2 separate regions of the Homo sapiens genome follow, and region 2 is linked to region 1. Evidence: read pairs that join two places in POLR2A ChIA-PET (ENCODE). Cell type or tissue: Caco-2. All regions are shown on one strand. Each heading gives the region's core, and the rest is flanking DNA. Links, peaks and the distances in the headings are about the cores only. Region 1 has its middle 140 kb from the start of PHLDA1-AS1. Region 2 has its middle 39 kb from the start of PHLDA1-AS1.

The links. Peaks named below come from ENCODE experiments on the same cell type or tissue, not always from the same donor. Only the 100,000 strongest peaks of a DNase experiment are listed, where the experiment ranks them.
Region 2: POLR2A ChIA-PET joins it to region 1 with 11 read pairs; 2 of 35 experiments call an interaction of 5 or more read pairs at or near these places.

What each region holds. Positions count from the first base shown.
Region 1 is chr12:75,890,721-75,896,103 of GRCh38, reverse strand. No RefSeq gene overlaps it. Among named protein-coding and RNA genes, the nearest start is that of PHLDA1-AS1, 140 kb to the left of the region's middle. In Caco-2, for the core only: no CTCF peak of the experiment used is centred there; DNase peaks (open chromatin) are centred at 3,053 and 4,783.
Region 2 is chr12:75,988,744-75,994,126 of GRCh38, reverse strand. No RefSeq gene overlaps it. Among named protein-coding and RNA genes, the nearest start is that of PHLDA1-AS1, 39 kb to the left of the region's middle. In Caco-2, for the core only: no CTCF peak of the experiment used is centred there; no DNase peak of the experiment used is centred there.

The sequences.
Region 1 (5,383 bases), core at 66-5,065:
TTTGACATTGATATTTTATCCAACTTCTGACTCATTCTGATTCAGAAGGACAAGAAAGGATGATTTAGGGCCATCAAATATAGAATATTTAAGGCTTAAGGGGCTATACATTTCTAAATAGCACCAATCCTCAGAATTTGGAGACAGGGTTGAAAAATGTCACTTTCTGAAATGGTAACTAAGAAGCATCACACAATATGACATTAGTCACCTCGTGGAAATAATCCTGGGGAATAGCATACCTTAAGAGAAGGAGGACAATGAAGAAGAGAAAGGTGAGGAGAAAAAATACTGAATTAAAGAAAGAAAAACTGGGAGGAAGTGGAGGAGATCAGCAGAGAACATGGATTAAAAAGGTCACCTTTTAGGTCAGCCTAAATGAATTTGTTTCTGGAGTAAAAGTGGCCACAGTCGTGTAAGGGGGTCTTGCCTCTCTGATCTGCATAAGGAGGTCTTGCCTTGCTGATCTGAATGTGGATTCCAGGTGGCTACAGGAATGCTACAGAGAGCTCTTGGGAGAGAGTAGAAAGGAAGGCTTCCTATCAGATGACTAATTCTTTTGGAGTTACCGCTTCTTGTTCAGAATGACAATTCTCATATAGAATTTTGTCCCGTGAATGGTATTGATGACATTCTATCTTGCAATACAGTTATAAGTTGAGTGAATGGCCTGCCTGGAATCTTTTAGACAGTGCTGTATTGGTGCATTGTTAGTTCTATTCACATATTTACAGCTCCAAACATAATTTCTGGCACATGGCAGAGAGTCAATGAATGTTCTCGAAAGTTCAATCAACTAAATGGAAGGTGAGTGTGACTGTTCATGTATCTCAAGTGGAGAGGTGAAAAGTTGAAATGTGTCATTCTATTTTTATTGCATTTAACTTCCTCAGTAGTTGTTGCTTCTGTTGTTGTTACCTCCCAATTTAGGAAATAGCTCAATATTGGATCAAATAGCTCAATATTGGAAAGCCAATTACCTAACAGAGGCAGAGAAAAGTGAAAGCAGCAAGATGGTGACAAAATGAGAATCAAAGGAAATGCCATTAATGGAAACTTACTCTGGCCCATGTGACTTACTTGGATTGGAGCATATGTAGGCAGACCAGCCAGCATGAACTGTTTTTATTATTATTATTATTTAATTTTATTTTAAGTTCTGGGATACATGTGCAAGACATGCATGTTTGTTACATAGGTAAATGTGTGCCATGGTGGTTTGCTGTACCTATCAACTCATCACATAGGAGTTAAGCCCCGCATGCATTAGCTATTTATCCTGATGCTCTCCCTTCCCCCACCCCCACAACAGGCCCTAGTGTATGTTGTTCCCTCCCTGTGTCCCTGTGTTCTCATTGTTCAGCTATTATTATTTTGTTTGAATTTAGTTATCACAGATTTCCTGGTTGTACGTCTGGTTGTATATATGCCAGTGTACACACATATATCAAAGTTTGTATCTTCTTAGAAATATGCTCATTTTCATAGAAAATAAAATCAACGTCAAGGTCACAAATAATTTTTTGGTTAAAAACAGTGACACCAATATATGATTGCAAACCTGAGTTCTCCACTGATTAAATGTGAAAACAGAGGGCTTGGACTCTGGAACCAGATATCTGAGCTTGAATCCCAGCTCTGCCACTTACCAGCTCTGTGGCAAGTTAACATCACCTCTCTGTGCCTCCGTTTCCTAATACATAAATTAGAAATGATAATAGGTCTACTGTATAGGATCATGTGAGGATTTAATGAGTATGTGAGTACATAATGTATGTTAAGTCATTAGAACAGTGCCTGGCACATAATAAATGTTGGCTATTATTATTAACAATTAATAATAGACATTACTAGTAATAACAGTGTCACAATTTAATTATTAATATTAATATTAAAATGTAGAACCACAACGTGTTATAATAGCAAATGTTGGCTGAGAAAATAGGCAATGATAAAAGCTTTTATAAATTAAATAACACTTTAAAATATATTTTATTAATAGCCTCTATATAAACAACCTATATTTGAAACAGCAATGTTGCATATATATGAATATATGTGGATATATCTGTGTGTGTTTACATAGCATTGTTCACTCAGTCCTCACATGAATCGTAACGAGTGCATGAATTTGTGTTCCTTGAGGCCTCCAGGGTATGTGTAGTCCTCAGTTTGTGAACCACTGGCTTCGTGAACCTTTATGTTTACTCTGTATATCAGTCATATAAATTAGTGCAGATTCTTTTCCTGAAAAAAATTCCATTGAATACAAAAAAATTAGGCTCTAGTTGTTGAAGAATCAAATACACTTAAATATAGTTAAAAATAATGAACAGAACTCGGATGGTATCTCCTTTAGGCTAGCATGGTTCACTCTGTGATACCAGGGATCTCATGGATCTCTTGGAAATAAGTGAAGGAGGAACCAAGTGCAATGTTTTTGGATTGCAGTTGTGTAGTGGGCAGAATGGTTAAAAGTACACAGTAACCCTGCGAGGAAGGTGGTATTCTTGTCCTCTTTTACAGATTAAAAAAACTAAGGCTCAGCGAGATTCAGTAATTTGCAAAAAGTCTTATAATAGAGCTAAGATTCAAATCCAAGATTGGTAGATGCCCAAGCTCTCTCCTTCTATGCTATAGTCCTGACAACGATGGCTGTCATTTTAAGATATCCTCCAGATTTTGCAGGGTTTCTGTTGTTGTTATTGTTATATTTTTATTTTGTCAGACTCCCAGAACACAGTGCATCCATGTAATAGAGGTAGAGATACCAGGACACAGCACATCAGTGTAATAGAAACAGACAGAGACACCAGAAAAATAAACATGGCTATTCATCATGGCAGCCAGCAGCAGAGGCCTGTGGGTTTTCCATGAAATTCTTTACAGGCCAGAGAGAAAAAAATCTAGGTTATTCAAATCAGTTACTCAGGCATTGCTGGTCAGTAAAGATTAGGCCCATTGGGTGTGCTTAAATGCCTGTGGCGAGTAAGGTGAAGCAAGATTGGAACTGCTGCCAAGGTGGCCGGGGGTGGAACTGACAGTGGTGAGGAAGAGGCCATTCTGAGTAGCTGGTTATCTTTCAGAGGATATGGGATAGATAAGGCCCTATCAAGATCAAAGAATGCATGTGGCGGGGGGGGGTTTATAAAGGAAGAGAAGGGAAACAGGCTCATTGAGAAACCAGGAAAGGAAGGAGGCTGACAGATGATATTCATCAAGTCCCTGTGGAGTGAGGGAGATGTGTGTAGGGTGTAATGTGGGAGTGAGGTGAGGAACATGACCCTTACTGATAAAGTCCGTTCCTCGTCTTTTGCAGTTGCTTTAAGCTCTGAAATGGCACTTGGGGGATCTGGGCTTGTCTTAGATCAGTACTTTCTAAGATATTTATCTCTTATTGCTGACACATGGCCCTTGGTTGTTCCCTCTTTTCTATAGTTCCCCTCCCTGAATCTTGTTTTAGGGGTTTCTTTCTTTATGGTTCCCAGGCCTACTCTCCTATTGTCTTATTTTATTAAATGTTATTCCTGTGAGGGAGGTCCATTAAGCTCCTTTCCTTTGTCTCAAGTCCCCTCTGCTGAGTTCCTGAGGACCGTGTAAAAGAACAACAGTACATGAAGATGGACAATTACTTATTGAGCATCTACAATGTGTAAGGCACTGAGAAAACCATGATAAATAAAATATACTTTTTCCTTTAAGGAGGTAACATCCCCTGATGAAGTTGACACTTTAGAGGGGAAAACAGAATTACAAACTAATATATACAATACAGTGTAAGAATATAATATTTGAAATATATGCCATGCAGAATATGATCCAGTTTTTCTCAAGGATCCCCCCTCTACCCTATGCCAGGGGAATCTACTATGTTTGAGGGAAATTCCATCTGCCCAAGAGGTCAGAGTTTATGGCTGGATGTGGTGGCTCACGCCTGTAATCCCAGCACTTTGGGAGGCTAAGGTAGGAGGATTGCTTGAGCCCAGGAGTTGGAGTTGGAGACTAGCCTGGGCAACAAGGGAAACCCCCTGTGTACAAAACAAAACAAAACAAAAAAAGCCGAATGTAGTGGTGTGCACCTGTGGAGGTTTTTGGAAGGCTAGGTGGGAGGATCACTTGAGCCCAGGAGTACTAGGCTGCAGTGAGCTATGATCATGCCACTTGCACTCCAGCCTGGGTGACAGAGTGAGACTCTGTCTCAAAAAATAAAAATAAAAAAGTCAGTTTCATTTACCTGGCAGCAGGTCAGTGTAACAGCAGAGGAATGACAAAGTAGAATGGAGAGAATGAGTGAAGAACTGTGAGCTGACACTTTCCCCTCTATGAACAGAGGACTGTGTGGGCCCAGAGCTGGCTGCTGAGCCTATTCAGCCAAGCTCCTTAGCTTTATGGAAGTACAGAACAAATGAAAGTTACCACAGGTGATATCATACCTACCCATAATAAAGAGAAAATGTCTTGATACCATCTCTTCCTTTCTGTTAAAGAAAAAAACTAGTCAATGATACTTGTTAAAACACAGGAAGGGAGACTTTATTCAGGACCATCTTAATAGGTATAGAGATCACTGCAATCAGATTCTGCAGTGGGGGAGAGAGATTGGGCTCAACTCAGAATACGGCATGGGCAAGTGGGAATTTATATGGAAGAAGCACGGTGGGGGTCATTAGATAAAAAAAATTACTAAGAGGAAACTTCAGGGGCAAGGGAGGATTCTGGCTAAACTGACCTAACAGGATTCTTACTGAAGACAGGCCAGGGTAAGCAGACATCACCTGGGGGATGGTGGAGGAGGAGGAACCCAGCCAGATACAGAGGGTGCTCGGATATCAAGGGTGGAAGTGCTTGCTAAACTGACTCAGCAGGATTCTTTGTTAAAACTGGACTTTATAAGAAAGTACACAGATGAGCCTAGGAGAAGTTTCAGGAGCTTGCCCAAAATTTGGTCAAGTAAATAATCTTTGTCCTCTCCTTACTTAGATTAAAATCGGATGGGTTAGCCTCAAAATTTTTGTGAAGAAGATTTAAAAAGAGACTGGCTGAAAACTGGTCTAGAAGCTAGTTATGAGATTATTTTGAAGCAATGTTGATTCCTGGAGCCTGGGCCCTGAATGCTGAGGGAAGCATCTGAGAAGAATGGACAATGATCTAGGGATGAGATCTAGGGAACAGAAGAGATGTTCGCCACAGGGTACATTGACAAGAAGTGTTGCTGGGAACTCTGTGACCGCCTCCACCCTAGGAACAGCTGACATGGGGAAAGGTTGATTTTGCAAACAGGAAGAACCAAAACTTGGCACTAGCTTTTGGAACCACAGGTTAACTGATGCCAATAGACATAAATGAGAATGCCTCAGAATTTAAACAATTTCTAAGTAATAGG
Region 2 (5,383 bases), core at 234-5,233, 98 kb before region 1:
TTCTTAATTTTTAATTTTTTCCTGCCATGTTAGTGAATGATTTTGCTTAATGTTTTATTGAGCACTCACAATGTGAGCCACTGTGAACCTCAAGGAATCAGCCAGACAAGTATGTTCTTTGGACCAACAAGTGAGTGCTGTGTTACGATGCAGATAGGAAATAAAAAGAAACATAACATCCAGAACCTGCTTTGAAAGTGTTTACACCGTAGCTGGGAAGACAAATGACAATACACAAATCAAGGGAATAATAATATGGAATAGAATTAAGTGCTACATGTTGTGGTATAGCCCTAAAATAATACAAGATATGAGTGAAAGGAGAGAGAAATACAAATGGGAAGTGCTCAAGGCAGATATTTGAAAACTCCCTTTATATGATTTTAGTGTCTTGCTGCATGTGGTTTAAGAAGTTAATTTCTGATTACCAGCTGGGATTTTGGTAACATCCTACTTCTGTGCCAAAGCTGAATAAGAAGCAGTTAATGTGGTTAGTATTTAAAACTAAATTCAATTAATTGTTAGCAGATGCAAGATTGATTGGAGTGGGAGATAGTGGGAGGAGGGAAATAGAATACCTTTCAGATTTAAAAAAAGCCTATTCATGAACATTTAATAGCAAGCTGCTATGGAAACTTCTGAAAATTTTTTTGTTTGTTTTAATAAATTATGGGAATTCTACTTTGCTGTGAGGGAGATGGGAAGCAAAAGTTGTTCAGAGGAATCTTCAAAGGGCAAATGAGCCTTTTCTTTGATAATTTTGTCTCAGATAAAGTTGCTTCAAAGAAGACTGCATGCAAGAAGAGTGTTTGATGCTAACGTGCTCTGAGCCCCTTTAATGCCAAAGTTCTGGGAAAGGCTCAGGATGAGTGGTATTTTTACCATCTCTTGGTACTATTCTAGTGAAACTAAACAGTAATTTTTTTTTTTTTTTTTTTTTTAACACAGAGTTCTGCTCTTGTTGCCCAGGCTGGAGTGTAGTGACATGGTCTTGGCTCAGTGCAACCTCTGCCTCCTGGGTTCAAGTTATTCTCCTGCCTCACCCTCCTGAGTAGCTGGGATTACAGGTGCCTGCTACCATGCCCAGCTAATTTTTCTATTTTTAGTAGAGGCAGGGTTTCACCATATTGGCCAGGCTGCTCTCGAGCTCCTGATCTCAGGTGATCCACCCGCCTCAGCCTCCCAAAGTGCTGAGGTTACAGGTGTGAGCCACTGCACCTGCCCTAAACAGTGATTAAAAACAGCAAAGTGTCAATGAGTGAGGATCTACATTTATATTTATCTTTTGCTATAATTTAAAATTATATGCACATGATGGAAGGAATGTAAGAGTGCAGCACTGTGAAAAACCATATGATGGTTCATCAAAACATTAAACATAGAATTACCATATGAGGCTGGGTGCGGTGGGTCATGCCTGTAATGCCAGCACTTTGGGAGGCTGAGGCGGGTGGATCACCTGAGGTCAGGAGTTCGAAACCAGCCTGGCCAACATGGTAAAAACCCCTTCTCTACTAAAACTACAAAAAATTAGCTGGGTGTGGTGGAGTGTGCCTGTAATCCCAGTGAGTCAGGAGGCTGAGGCAGGAGAATCGTTCGAACCCGGGAGGCGGAGGTTGTAGTGAGCCAAGATCATGCCACTGTGCTCCAGCCTGGGAGACAGAGTGAGACTGTCTCAAAAAAAAAAAAAAAATTACCATATGAACCAGCAATTCCATTTCTGGGTATATACACAAAAGAATTGAAAGCAAGGACTTGAATCGATATTTGTACGCCAATGTTCACAGCAGCATTATTTGCAATAGCTCAAAGGTGGAAACAACCCAGATGTCCATCAACAGATGAATGGATGACAATGTGATATATACATACAATAGAATATTATGTAGCCTTAAGAAGAAATGAAGTTCTGACATATGCTACAACAGGGATGAACCTTGAAGACATTATGCCAAGTGAAATAAGCCAGACACAAAAGGACAAATATTGTATGATTCCACTTATGTGAGGTTCCTACAGTAGTCAAATTCCTAGAGACAGAAATCGAATCGTGGTGGCAGGGGAGAGTGGGGAGTTGCTTTTCAATGTATAGAATTTCAGTCTGGGAAGATGACAAAGTTCTAGAGATGGATGGTGGTGATGGTTGCACAACAAGCTGATTGTGTTTAATGCCACTGAACGGGACACTTAGACATGGTTAAAATGGTAAGTTTGATATTACATATATTTTACCACAATAAAAATCCCCAGACATTTCACATAAAAGATACCTATGCTTATGCAATTAATTTTTTTCCCTTGAATAAAGCGCTCAATATAAAGCATGACTGAGACGAAAAAGTGTTTCTTCCAATTCAATCAAGCATTCATTTGCGAATCCTAGCTAATTTGATTACAGTGCCAAGTAAAGCAGTGGTTGCTATCATTCAGGATAAAGAAGCCTGGGGAATTTAGCCTTGCAAGCCTAAATCTAGAAGAGATAAGGTAGAAAGTGCAGCATCTTCACCTATATTTAATATATTTATGGATTTACTTGTGGGTTGAGGGTATTTTAGGTGAGTGGAAAACAATGGGCAAAGGCATGCATGCAGGAATAAGTATATGGTGGGAAGGGTAGGGAGTTGAGGGAGGGAGGTGGGGTAAGGGACAGTGAAAAAGCCATCCCATTCAAAGGGGAGGTTACATGACAGCAAGTAGTGAGATAAAATCGTGGATTGTGTGAGGTGAAACTACAGGGGGAGTTCCTAGTACACGATGTACTAGGAATCCATGGTAGGTTCTTATTCTGGTTTTATGTGCACTGCATATGTCAAAATACAAATCCTTTCTAATTTTTTTTTTTTTTTTTTTTTTTGAGAAGGAGTTTTGCTCTGTCACCCAGGCTGAAGTGAAGTGACATAATCTTGGCTTACTGCAACCTCTGTCCCCAAGGTTCAAGCAATTCTCCTGCCTCAGACTCCCAAGTAGCTGGGATTACAGGTGTGTGCCACCACACCTGGCTAATTTTTGTATTTTTAGTAGAGATGGGGGTTTTGCCATGTTGACCAGGCTGGTCTCGAACTCTTGACCTCAGGTGATCCACCCGCCTCAACCTCCCAAAGTGCTGGGATTACAGAAGTGAGCCACCGCATCTGGCCCTTCTCTAATGTTGAGTCTGCATTTTTCAGAGAAGAGGAAAAGATGTGTCCTTTAGCCTTTAGAATTTCTAATCTTTTTTAACAGGGTTCTGCTACATCGTGCAAAGATACTTTCAAATGCAAAGCTCTGTGCATGGAAAAATGAAGCAACTGCAAAGAAGGCAAATTATATTTGCAGAGCACACAATGACTACACTCCTGTGATATTAGAAAATGACAAAACTGATAACTGAGTTCTTGAAATACATTCTTGTGACAAACTACGCCATTTCTAGTTATCTGATTTGCTTTTCTTGAAAGCTAAAGTGAAGGTCACAATGTATTGACTTGTGGCATAAATATAAACGTTTCCTTCAATTTTTCTTCTGACATCATCCACTAGCTGGAGAACATGGAGACTTTTTGTTTGATTTGGAGAAGGCAGTGTATTTACCAATGGCTGAAGAGTGATTAAGAAATAATGTAACTTCAAAGAGTGTGTGGAGAGAGGCCTAGATAAAGATTGCATGGATCTCTTCTAGATACTATGGAAAGTTGACTTAGGTTAAATTTGAACAAGTCCTGTTGGAAAGGTCATTGAAAGTTAAGAATAGGCTCAAGTGTCTCTGGTGTTATAAAAACATTGTCTACAATGGTAGTCCCTTGCATTGCTTAAGAGGCTTGAGTCTATTGTCAGGATCTTGTATAATATTGTGAATGTGCCGCCTGGGATCATGAAAAGGTCTTAAGCTTCTTTCAAATGCCTGTGAAGTAGGAGCAAACATTTTTCATATACTGCAGTTATTAAAGATAGAGTGATCCATTCAAGTGTGATCAACAAATATTATTAACAAAGGGAAAGAAGATGTCAAAGACACTGGTTCTACATGGATAGGTTATATGTTGGATAAAATTATCGTTAATTTTCAGGGATTCCTGAAACCAGGCTCAATCAGATTCTTTCTTTATGGCTGATGAAAAGCTACGTGATTTAGTCTTGGGAGGGTGTATGTGTCCAGGAATTTATCCATTTCTTCTAGATTTTCTAGTTTATTTGTGTAGAGGTGTTTATAGTATTCTCTGGTGGTAGTTTGTATTTCTGTGGGATCTGTGGTGATATCCCCTTTATCATTTTTTATTGTGTCTATTTGATTCTTCTTTCTTTTCTTCTTTATTAGTCTGGCTAGCGGTCTATTTTGTTAATCTTTTCAAAAAACCAGCTCCTGGATTCATTGTTTTTTGTTTGTTGGTTTGTTTGCTTGTTTGTTTGTTTGTTTTTTGAGATAGAGTTTTGCTCTTATTGCCCAGGCTAGAGTGCAATGGCGCGATCTTGGCTCACTGCATCCTCTGCCTCCTGGGTTCAAGCGATTCTCCTGCCTCAGACTCCCGAGTAGCTGGGATTACAGGTATGTGCCACTATGCCCAGCTAATTTTGTGTTTTTAGTAGAAACGGGGTTTCTTCATGTTGGTCAGGCTGATCTTGAACTCCCAACCTTAGGTGATCTGCCTGCCTCAGCCTCCCAAAGTGCTGGGATTACAGGCGTGAGCCACCGCGCCTGGAGATTTATTGATTTTTTGAAGGGTTTTCGTGTCTCTCTCTCCTTCAGTTCTGCTCTGATCTTAGTTATTTTTTGTCTTCTGCTAGCTTTTGATTTACTCTTGCTTCTCTAGTTCTTTTAATTGTGATGTTAGGGTGTCGATTTTAGATCTTTCCCACTTTCTCCTATAGCCATTTAGTGTTAAAAGTTTCCCTCTAAACACTGCTTTAGCTGTGTCCCAGAGATTCTGGTACATTGTGTTTTTGTTCTCACTGGTTTCAAAGAGCTTATTTATTTCTGCCTTAATTTCATTATTTACCCAGTAGTCATTCAGGAACAGGTTGTTCAGTTTCCATGTAGTTGTGGGGTTTTGAGTGAATTTTTAATCCTGAGTTCTAATTTGATTGTGCTGTGGTCTGAGAGACTGTTTGTTATGATTTCCTTTCTTTTGCATTTGCTGAGGAATGTTTTACTTCCAATTATGTGGTCAATTTTAGAATAAGTGCGATGTGATGCTGAGAAGAATGTATATTCTGTTGATTTGGGGTGGAGAGTTCTGTAGATGTCTATTAAGTTTGCTTGGCCTCAGAGATAACACCACACATCTACAACCATCTGATCTTCGACAAACCTGACAAAAACAAGAAATGGGAAAAGGATTCCCTATTTAATAAATGGTGCTGGGAAAACTGGTTAGCCATATGCGGAAAACAGAAACTGGAGCCCTTC